Regions from separate parts of the Homo sapiens genome. Here region 1 is linked to region 2. A link is a contact called in ENCODE Hi-C or POLR2A ChIA-PET data. All regions are on one chromosome and are shown on one strand. The core of a region is the stretch at or near the end of the contact, and the rest is flanking DNA. Distances in the headings are between cores, read along the strand shown. Region 1 holds the start of RAPSN (receptor associated protein of the synapse). Region 2 overlaps MADD (MAP kinase activating death domain).

Region 1 (4,769 bases), core at 2,270-4,769, 120 kb before region 2:
CTGGGTTAGGGCCCAGCCATATGACCTCATTTGAGTGAAGAATAAAGACATTCAGCAAACAACCTCACTAATATAAAATTATAGAGAGGCTGGGCGTGGTGGCTCACGCCTGTAATCCCAGCACTTTGGGATGCCCAGGCCAGCGGATCACTTGAGCACAGGAGTTCAAAACCAGCCTGGCCAACATGGTGAAACCCCGTCTCTACTAAAAATATAAAAATTAGCTGGGCATGGTGGCATTGCCTGTAATGCCAGCTACTTGCGAGGGTTGAGGTGGGAGGGTGGCTTGAGCCCAGGAGGTCGAGGCCTCAGTGAGCCTAGATTGTACCACTGCACTCCAGCCTGGGCGACAAAGTGAGACCCTGTCTCAAAATAAAATTATAGAGATAAGTCCTGTATCAGAATGCAGTGTAATTCAATGAGAGGATAATATGCTGATTCATCCTAATTATGACTTACGAGGCAGAGTGTGGGTGTGGTGAACAGAGAAGGAATTAGGAGGTGCAAAGGCCCTGGGGCAGACAGGTAGGCAGGTACCAGAATGTAACAGTTGCCATATTACTCACACTTCTGCTCCAAGCATATACCTAAGAGAAATGAAAACATGTCCCCATAAAACCTAGTACATGAATTTTTTATTTTTTTGAAACAGGGTCTCGCTCTGTCACCCAGGCTGGAGTGTAGTGACATGATTGCGGCTCACTGCAGTCCAAGCTTGTAGGCTCAAGCGATTCTCCTGCCTCAGCCTCGCGAGTAGCTGGGACCACAGCTGTGCACCACCACACCCAGCTAATTTTTTTTTTTTTTTGTATTTTTTGTAGATATGGGGTCTCGCTATGTTTCCCAAGCTGGTCTCCAACTCCTGGGCTCAAGTGATCTGCCTGCTTCAGCCTCCTAGTGTGCTGGGATTACAGGCGTGAGCCACCGTGCCCAGCCCAATTTGTACATGAATTTTTATAGCATCATTATTCATAGTAGCCAAAAATGAAACAACCCAAATGCCTATTAACTGCTGAATCAACAAAATGTATATCCAGACAATGAGTATTAACCAACCACAATAAGTAATGAAGTTCTGATACGGTTGAAAACATAGTTGAATCTTGAAAACATTATGCCAAGTTAAAGAAGCCAGTCACAGATGACCACATATTGTATGATTCCATTCCTGTGAAGGGTCCACAATAGACAGGTCCATAGACACCAGGTGGCTTAAATAACAGAAATTTATTTTCTCACAGTTCTGGACGCTAGAAGTCCAAGATCAAGGAATTGGCAGAGTTGGTTTCATTCTAAGGCCTTGCTCCTGGGCTTGTAGATAGCCATCTTCTCCCTGTGTCTTCACGTGCTCTTCTTCTGTGTGACTGTGTCCTTTTTAAACATTTATTGTGGGCCAGGTGCGGGGGCTCACGCCTGTAATCCCAACACTTTGGGAGGCAGAGGTGGGCAGATCATGAAGTCAGGAGTTCCAGACCAGCCTGACCAACATGGTGAAACCCCGTCTCTACTAAAAATACAAAAATTAGCCAGGTGTGGTGGTGCGCAGCTGTAATCCCAGCTACTCAGGAGGCTGAGGCAGGAGAATCACTTGAACCTGGGAGGTGAAGGTTGCAGTGAGCCAAGATGGCACCACCACACTCCAGCCTGGGTGACAGAGGGAAAGTGTCTCAAAAAAAAAAAAAAGTATTGTGGTCAGGCATGGTGGCTCACGCCTATAACCCCAATACTTCGGGAGGCTCTGAGGCAGGTGGATCAACTGAGGTCAGAAGTTCAAGACCAGCCTGACCAACATGGTGAAACCCCGTCTCTACTAAATACAAAAACTTAGCCAGGCGTGGTGGCATACACCTGTCATCCCAGCTACTTGGGAGGCTGAGGCAGGAGAATTGCTTGAACCCGGGAGGTAGAAGTCTCAGTGAGCTGAGATTGTGCCACTGCACTCCAGCCTATGCAACAAGAGCAAAACTCCGTCTCAAAAATAATTTTTAAAAATAAAAATTTATTGTTTATTTATTTTTTGAGACAAGGTCTTGCTCTGGTGCTCAGGCTGGAGTGCAGTGGCACAATCACGGCTCACTGAAACCTCCACCTCCAGGAGTTCAAGACCAGCCTGGGCAACATGGTGAAACCCATCTCTACAAAAACTAGACAGCTGTGGTCTCAGCTACCCAGGAGACTGAGGTGGGAGGGTCACTTGAGCCTAGGAGGTAGAGGTTGCAGTGAGCTGTGACTGCACCACTGCACTCCAGCCTAGGTGACAGAGTGAGACCCTGTCTCAAAAAAAAGGGGGGGGGGATACCAGTCTTAACTGGATGAGGTACAATGTGACTTCATTTTACCTTAATCACCCTTTAAAGACCCTGTCTCCAAAGACAGTCACCTTATGAGATACTGAGTGTTAGGACTTAAACATATGCGTTTGGTTGCGGGGGGACATGATTCAGTCATATCAAGGTGGGGAATGGAGTGGTGTAACTGCTGATGGGTGTGCGTCTCCTTTTTGGGGTGGTTAAAATGTTCTGGAATTAGTGGCAATTAATGTGCATCTCTGTGAATATACTAAAAACCACTGAATTGCCCAGCCAGAAAGGATAAACTTTTGCCCTGGGGCAGGAAGAAGGCTGGCATGCAGAGAGAGGAGAAAGGGGGGCTGGATGAGCTGGCCTGCTAGCGGGGGCCCCAATACTACATAAGACCTTGCCCTTCTCCACAGTATCTGGTGTTAAATCTCATTATGAGGACCCTTTCAGCCCGGGGTTGGGATTGGAAGTGAGACATTGAAACTTCAAGGGCTGGGTTCTGGCCCGGGTGGGGATTTGCCATGGAGCAAAATAGCCTCTTGCAGCACATGCGGGGTTTCCTGTGCCGGGCACTGTCCTAAGTCCTTCTCAACTCTTTCGTCATTGAGTTCTCATAGCAGTCCAGTGAGCCAGGTACCATTCCTCTCTTCAGTCCACGGTGCCAGGTCACTTGGCTAGGGTCCCACTGAGAGTTCGAAGGAAGCCAGGCTAGAGCTCAGGCCTCTCACCAGCTGGAGGTCTTTCCCAGACTCTCTAAGGTGAGAGTTGGTGAATGGTGTCAGCCTGGGCCTGGATGAGTGACCCACGGTGCTCAGTGAATTTCAGGAACAGAGCCAGGGGATGCTGCGGTCAGGGGTGTCTTGATGGGGAAGAAGCAGGGCTGGGCGCTCACCTGGCTTCCCCGGACCTGCAGGTCCAGCCTCGCTCTCCTTCCCCCGAGCACCTCTAGCCCAAGGCCTGCCCACTTGCTGGAGCTGGCCCCTTGGCAAGGCTGCTGGGAGGGCCCGTGCTGCCAGGGCGGTCAGGGTCAGTGTCAGAGGTGCCTAAGGGACGCCCAAGGGGGTGCCCAGGTGGCAAGGTGCCTGTATGCTCAGGGAAGCCACGTCCCAGCTCGCGGGTGGGTGCAGCAGAGGCCCACGTGACCTTGCTGCTGACATTCCTCAGAGGCCATGTGGCCCCAACTGGCAGCGACAGCTGCAGACGGGCTGAACCAGCTTTGTTCCCAGGGTGGCGCCTGCTCTCCATCCAGGCCCCATTCCGGCTCCCACCCGACGCTGCTTTTGTTCCCACGTTTCGGGGGGCAGCTGGCACTGTGATTCCTGCCCCATGAGTGCCTAGAGGCACGGAGCCACCAGGGATCACCCCACGTGGGACACAGGGCTTGGGGAGGATGGGGCAGGACCAGACCAAGCAGCAGATCGAGAAGGGGCTCCAGCTGTACCAGTCCAACCAGACAGAGAAGGCATTGCAGGTGTGGACAAAGGTGCTGGAGAAGAGCTCGGACCTCATGGGGCGCTTCCGCGTGCTGGGCTGCCTGGTCACAGCCCACTCGGAGATGGGCCGCTACAAGGAGATGCTGAAGGTGGGTGTACCCGGCCTGGGGGCGTTCGAGGGTCAGGCTGGGGCCGGATGTCTCCCAGGCTCCCCAGTCCCCTCTCGGCCTCCTCGGGCTCCCCTGTGTCCCACAGGCTGGCAGCCAGGGCCCGAGGCTCTGAATTTATATCTAAGGCCCTGGGTCTTAGATACTGAGTCTTGGCATCAGATTCAGGCCTGTGGCCTTGAACTGTGGTGCCCGAGTCTCTGAGACTGAGGTTCTCCAGCCTCAGGGTCGAGGGTTTGTGGGTCTCAAGCCCATTGTAGGTTTCAGCCTTCCTGTCTGGTGTTCTGTGTCTGAGCCTGGCGGGGTGTGGGCTCCAGGGTTGCGGCTGGGGGTGGGTGGGTGGTGGAGACTCCAGATCTGAGGCTTGGGATAGAAGGTGAAGGCTGCAAGCCTGAGCTTGGGAGGTGAGGCTGGGGTGTAGGGAAGGTAGCTGAGGCTGGCGGGTAGAAGCTCTGGGTCTGAAAAGAAGCTTTGGGATCTGCTGCTTTGGGTGTGAGGCTGGGGGGTGGGTGTGGGGCCTCCAGGTCTGAGCCTGCAGTGCAGGCTGGGGTCCAAGGCTCAGAGTCCAGGCTGAGCACCACCTGCCCACCGTCGCTGTGTGCAGTTCGCTGTGGTCCAGATCGACACGGCCCGGGAGCTGGAGGATGCCGACTTCCTCCTGGAGAGCTACCTGAACCTGGCACGCAGCAACGAGAAGCTGTGCGAGTTTCACAAGACCATCTCCTACTGCAAGACCTGCCTTGGGCTGCCTGGTACCAGGGCAGGTGCCCAGCTCGGAGGCCAGGTCAGCCTGAGCATGGGCAATGCCTTCCTGGGCCTCAGCGTCTTCCAGAAGGCCCTGGAGAGCTTCGAGAAGGCCCTGCGCTATG
Region 2 (4,870 bases), core at 8-2,507:
GAGCGGGCGGCAGTGGGGACCCTGGGCTTTGCTCCGTTGTCCTCGGCCAAGCACCTGCCCTGGCTGCAAGGGCACGGACCCTGCCACGCCCAGATGGGCAATAGCTTCCAGAAGGCTGGGAGGACACAGTGACATGGCCTCCTCTTCTGCAGTGCCTCAGTGACCAGGCTGGCTCCTGGGGATGGCCAGGTATGTACCACCCGACACCCAGGGCACAAGTCAGTGGCTGAGCCCTGGCCCTTGGTCCTGGGGCAGCCATCAGTAAATGGGAGGCTGTAGGGGCCCTCCATTCACTCGTAAGATAACCTGTGTTGCAGGTACAACCGGATGCCAGCCCCGTGCCAGGAGCCTGGAGGGAAGTTGGGGAAACCCCTCCCTACTGTTGGATGTATGTGTGACAAGTGTGTCTCCTGTGCTGCGATGGGGGATCAGCAGGGCAGTTGTCGGGCAGTCCTGAGTGGGTGTTGCACAGACTGGTCCACAGGGCTCCTGAAGGAAGCCCCTGGATCTTTGGGGTAAAAGGAGGGTGGCCTCAAGAAACAATGTCTGGGGACAGGCCTTTCTGGCCTGCTATGTCTTCCCAATGTTTATTGGGCAATAAAAGATAAGTGCAGTCACAGAGAACTCACTCTTCTCAATTTCGGTGTGCCTGTTTTCATAAAAATGCACAGGGGATGGCCAGGTGCGGTGGCTCATGCCTGTTATCCCAGCACTTTGGGAGGCGGAGGCGGGCCGATCACCTGAGGTCAGGAGATCAAGACCAGCCTGGCCAACATGGTGAAACCCCGTCTCTACTAAAAATACAAAAATTAGCTGGGCAAGGTGGCGCGCCTATAATCCCAGCTATTTGGAAGGCTGAGGCAGGAGAATCACCTGAACCCAGGAGGTAGAGTTTGAGGTGGGCCGAGATCATGCCACTGCACTTCAGCCTGGGTGATGGAGTGAGACCATGTCTCAAAAAAAAAAAAAGAAAAAAGCCCAGGGACATTGATCTTCACAGCAAAGTGAGAGCAGATACTGTTTTTTGTTTTGTTTTCCCGATGATTAAACCAGGCCCAGAGTGGTTTCTGAGTTCATAAAACATTAACGCTAGAAGGAACCTGTCTTCCCCTACAGCATTCACTCTTCAGATGATGAAACTGAGCTGTGACAGCGGAAAGTGCATTTAACTGGTCCCAGGTGCTCAGCGTGATCCTTGTGCCAGGGGCCGTGGTCACAACCGCCTGGAGGTGGGGTGAGGCAGAATCTCAGTGTTGTGATTGTGCTGGGGTGGAGCTGCACTAGGTGGCTTTGGAGTCCCAGCCAGCAATAAGCCAGCAGCGGGTTCAGACCCATATCCCCGGTGGGAGACAGCAACCCAATCCAGTCCAGGACGCTGGGCACCAGAAAGGTGTCAGGGCCAGGGCCCCACTCTGCTCTCACTTCCCCCATGGGGAGCCTAAATCCGAGCATCTGTTTCCTTTTGGGCGCGGGAAGCCAGCAGGTCTCAAATTCCCTGAGAGTGCAGCCAGGTTTTTCCAGGACAGAATTCCATGAAGGCAGCTCCTAGGGGAGCTTCTGGGAGTTCTATGCAGTGGAAGACACTCCTGGCCAGGAGTCCGGGGCCCTGTGGGAGGCCCTGGCTGAATCACCACACCTCTCTCGACCATACCCACCTGTAAGGGAACGGAGAGGGCCAGGGCCTTGGCTTTCTTTCACTTAATCTCAGTTCAGGTGAGGACGCCCAGTCTGGCTGCTCCCTCTAGCAGCCTGTTCATTCATGGCAGCCCAGCTCTCTGCAGGGCCCTCAGGTGCCCAGGAAGGAAAGCTCCTCCCGCAGCCTTGCTCTAGGAGCCCAGAACAGGGGAGCTGGGGCCTCCGTGTGCCAAAGCTTGGACATGGATGACCTCATCTCCTTCCTTCCTTCCAGCCTGAGGTGACTTTTTAGAGTCCAGGGATAGCTTTCCTCAGGCCTGAGCCAAGAGGAGGTGTCATTTAACACAAGGCAGCCAGGGAGCCTGAAGGGAGTTGAGGACATTTATTTCACATTCACACAACTGTACATTTTCTATAAATAATGTGGGGCTGAAATATTTACAGTCATTTCTTGCCCATACCCAGGCTGTCTCTCCCTCCTGACACCCCGTGCCTGGAGAGACAGCCTGCAGACAGATGTGCAAACCCAGCTTGGTCTTTCCTGCCCCCTCCCTGATGCTCAGGCAGAGCAGCCAGCGGTCCCTGGGACTCCACTAGCCTCGACCACTCCATCCTCTGATGCCGAAGGCATGGCAGGCCACAGGGAATTCGCCGCTCCACTGCAGTCACAGAGGCTGTGGCAGGCAGCAGCCAACACTGCGGGCCCTGGGCAGTAGCTGCCGGCTTGGGAATGCAGAAGGAAGCAGGGAGGCTGCCACTCACTCCGGCTGCCCCCCAATTCTTCCCTTCCTCTCTGTGCCCTTCCTCTGAGAGGGTGAGCCCCAGGGTTCCCTCACTCCTCACAGAGTGAAACTGCTCCAGGCGCCCAGTCATGCCGGGTCACAGAGAAGGGAGAGCCAGACTCTTGCAGTGGACAGTTATAACGCCAGGGACAAGGACAAGGAACCACAACACAAATGTCTCAAGGACACAAAATAGTGGGTTCACACCGGCCCCACAGACTGTACACATTCTTGAGCCCTGAGGGGAAGGCAGTTTGGTCTTCTGGGAGTGGAGAGGGAGAAGGTGGACACGCTCAAGACACACTCAGAGGGACACATAACCGGTAACCAACCAAGCCACAGCAGGGGGCTTGCAGAGGACACACGAGCATCATCCACTCCTCAGTCACAGCAGCATCGTGCACTTGGGAACAGCAAGGGGCCAGGGGCGTGCCCTGGGCTGGGGCAGCTGCGTAGCCCCTCTCCATCAGCTAGAGACAGGCCGGGGCGGGGTTCTGAGATCTTCCTCACTGCTATGAACTGCAGCCACGTACGAGAAGAGACATAATACGGAGTAGCAGATTTCGTGGGCCTAGAGGAGAGAAAACCAGGCGGATCACGATACTGAGACTCCTCCATCTCCATATGTGAAGGATCTGCCAATGGGCAACTCCTGCCCTAACACTGGGCATGGGCCTCTGGGCTAAACGTGAGCTCCAAGCAAGGAAGCTGTCCCCATGGGAGAGGGGATCCGTGTGTGTGTGTCTGTCTCTCAGGGCTCAAGACCTGTTTCAGCCTGAGTTGAACCTTTGGCAACAAAACGAGGTCCCCACTCACCCCTGTGCGCTCAGAGGGCCCTCCCCTCCTCCTGTCCGAAGGTCCCCCAGGGAGCCCTGCGCACCGTGGCCCATCAGGGTTGAGCGGCACACTCACCATTGGTGTCTTGTACTTGTGGCTCACCACTTCTTTAATTTCAGGAACTAAAACCGGACGGGCAAGAGACAAAACAGAAAGTTCAACACTAAGAGCAATCGTGCCATGCTCCCCCAGGCGGCAGCGCCCGGCGTCAGGGTCCCCTTCCCCTCTGTGGCCTCTCACAGTGGCTGCAGCAGCTTAGGCTATGACAGGGCAGAGGCCACCAGAGGCTCTGTCCAGACTCTGCCAGCTGGGAGGACATGGCCCTAGCCTCCTCAGCTAGGCCTCTGTCATCCGCAGTGGCGTTTACTTGATGGCCGTGATTCTACCCACTTCTTTGAAAGCCCTGGATGGGAGGGACGGGCCTTTCACCAGCCTGGTCACAGCTACTGTCCAGGGCCCCTGAGGAGCTGCAGTGGGGAATTCCCAGGTTTTGGCTGGGAGGAGAGAGCTCTCTCTAGCTTGTGTCCAACTTTGCTGAGACACCCGTGAACTCGTCACCAGCCTGAAAATTGGGTCATGTTAAACACAGTTCCCGTTATTCCCAGCCCCCTACACAGAGGGTCTTGAGGCTGGATGAAGAGGTAACATGATATAAACCCACAGGATGTGGCAGTGTCCTTCCCTGAGTGGCAGGAGAAGCCCAGACCTGCCTGTGTGAGGGAGAGCGTCTGAGGGCTCTGGAGCAACACACCCAGCAGAAGACAGGCGAGTACAGCACCCAGGGAGGGAGGTGACAGGGAGCATCAGGCAAAATACACACATGTCCACAGCCCAGAAGGCAAGAGTGAGAGTCCCCCCGCTCCAGCCATGCAGGGGTTCTGCTTGGCCAGAGGAAGGAGTAGGCCCCCCAGGCTCAGCCACCATCATGGCCCCTTGAGACTGGGAGCAGAGGGGCCTGGCATCTCCCTGGGGGCCAGAAAAGGCAGGAGGAGAATTGGCCGTACCTTCTTCTGACCCTGGGAGGTAGAATTTGGGGGAACCCAGGGTCAGCAGGGAATAAACTCATCAAAGGTAGAGCAAGAAGCCCCAGGCCATTCTCCCGAGTTGGAAGATTCCCCCAAGTATCTCTCTGACAGAAGAGAGAAGGGAACACACGGGGAGGAAAGTCCAGTGAGCCGGTGAGAAGGGGGAGGCAAGGTAGGAAGAAAGAGGGTAGGGGAGAAAGGAAGAGACGAGCTGGCAGTGTGAGGAGCTGGTTCGATGGGAGCTACCCACCCAGGGCAGGGCCCAAGGCAGAGACCTGGGGAGAGGCAGCACGAGCCGAGGTCACTTTACCTGCTGGAGAACGAAGGTTTTCATAGCAGCGATGAGGGGCACAAAAGAATGAAGCACAAACACAGCAGGAACTCAAAGCCCCAGGGTGAGAACCCACTACACCACTCCCTAGCGCTGGCTCCCAGCTTCCGGCTACAGCTGTCCCGCTAGACTCCTCTGTCCCTCAAGTGAGTCTGCCTGCGACGCCCGGTGCCCCTTTGTCTGGCACAGAGGCCAGGTGGAGACCAGAGCGGCGCCAGGGAGGCTGGCTAGCGCACTGGGCTGCTAGAGAGATTGCAGCA

The links. Hi-C counts contacts between places; a loop is a spot of excess contacts on that map. ChIA-PET counts read pairs that join two places held with the same protein, here RNA polymerase II (POLR2A). Pooled maps may share reads with other maps.
Region 1: a loop to region 2 is called in a map of CD4-positive, alpha-beta memory T cell, with 2.1 times the contacts of the local background. The contact joins the promoter of RAPSN here to the enhancer-like site in region 2. A Hi-C loop is called at or near these places in 2 of 168 maps with a recorded cell type or tissue (CD4-positive, alpha-beta memory T cell and naive thymus-derived CD4-positive, alpha-beta T cell) and 6 of 50 pooled maps. POLR2A ChIA-PET finds 5 or more read pairs at or near these places in 3 of 52 experiments (activated CD8-positive, alpha-beta T cell, activated naive CD4-positive, alpha-beta T cell and common myeloid progenitor, CD34-positive).

The regions. Positions count from the first base shown.
Region 1 is chr11:47,447,886-47,452,654 of GRCh38, reverse strand. It overlaps RAPSN (receptor associated protein of the synapse), which reads left to right and starts at 3,519. Exons shown (of 8, transcript NM_005055.5): 1 at 3,519-3,882; 2 at 4,505-4,769. The coding sequence starts at 3,691.
Region 2 is chr11:47,327,164-47,332,033 of GRCh38, reverse strand. MADD (MAP kinase activating death domain) reads right to left here. Exons shown (of 37, transcript NM_001376571.1): 36 at 3,330-3,376; 37 at 2,003-2,988. The coding sequence ends at 2,884. It overlaps MYBPC3 (myosin binding protein C3), which reads left to right. Exons shown (of 35, transcript NM_000256.3): 34 at 153-189; 35 at 318-628. The coding sequence ends at 163. Among named protein-coding and RNA genes, the nearest start is that of MYBPC3, 23 kb to the left of the region's middle. Within about 2 kb of position 1,257, at least 8 of the 41 ENCODE cell types and tissues checked have a DNase peak (open chromatin) inside an H3K27ac peak, as active enhancers do.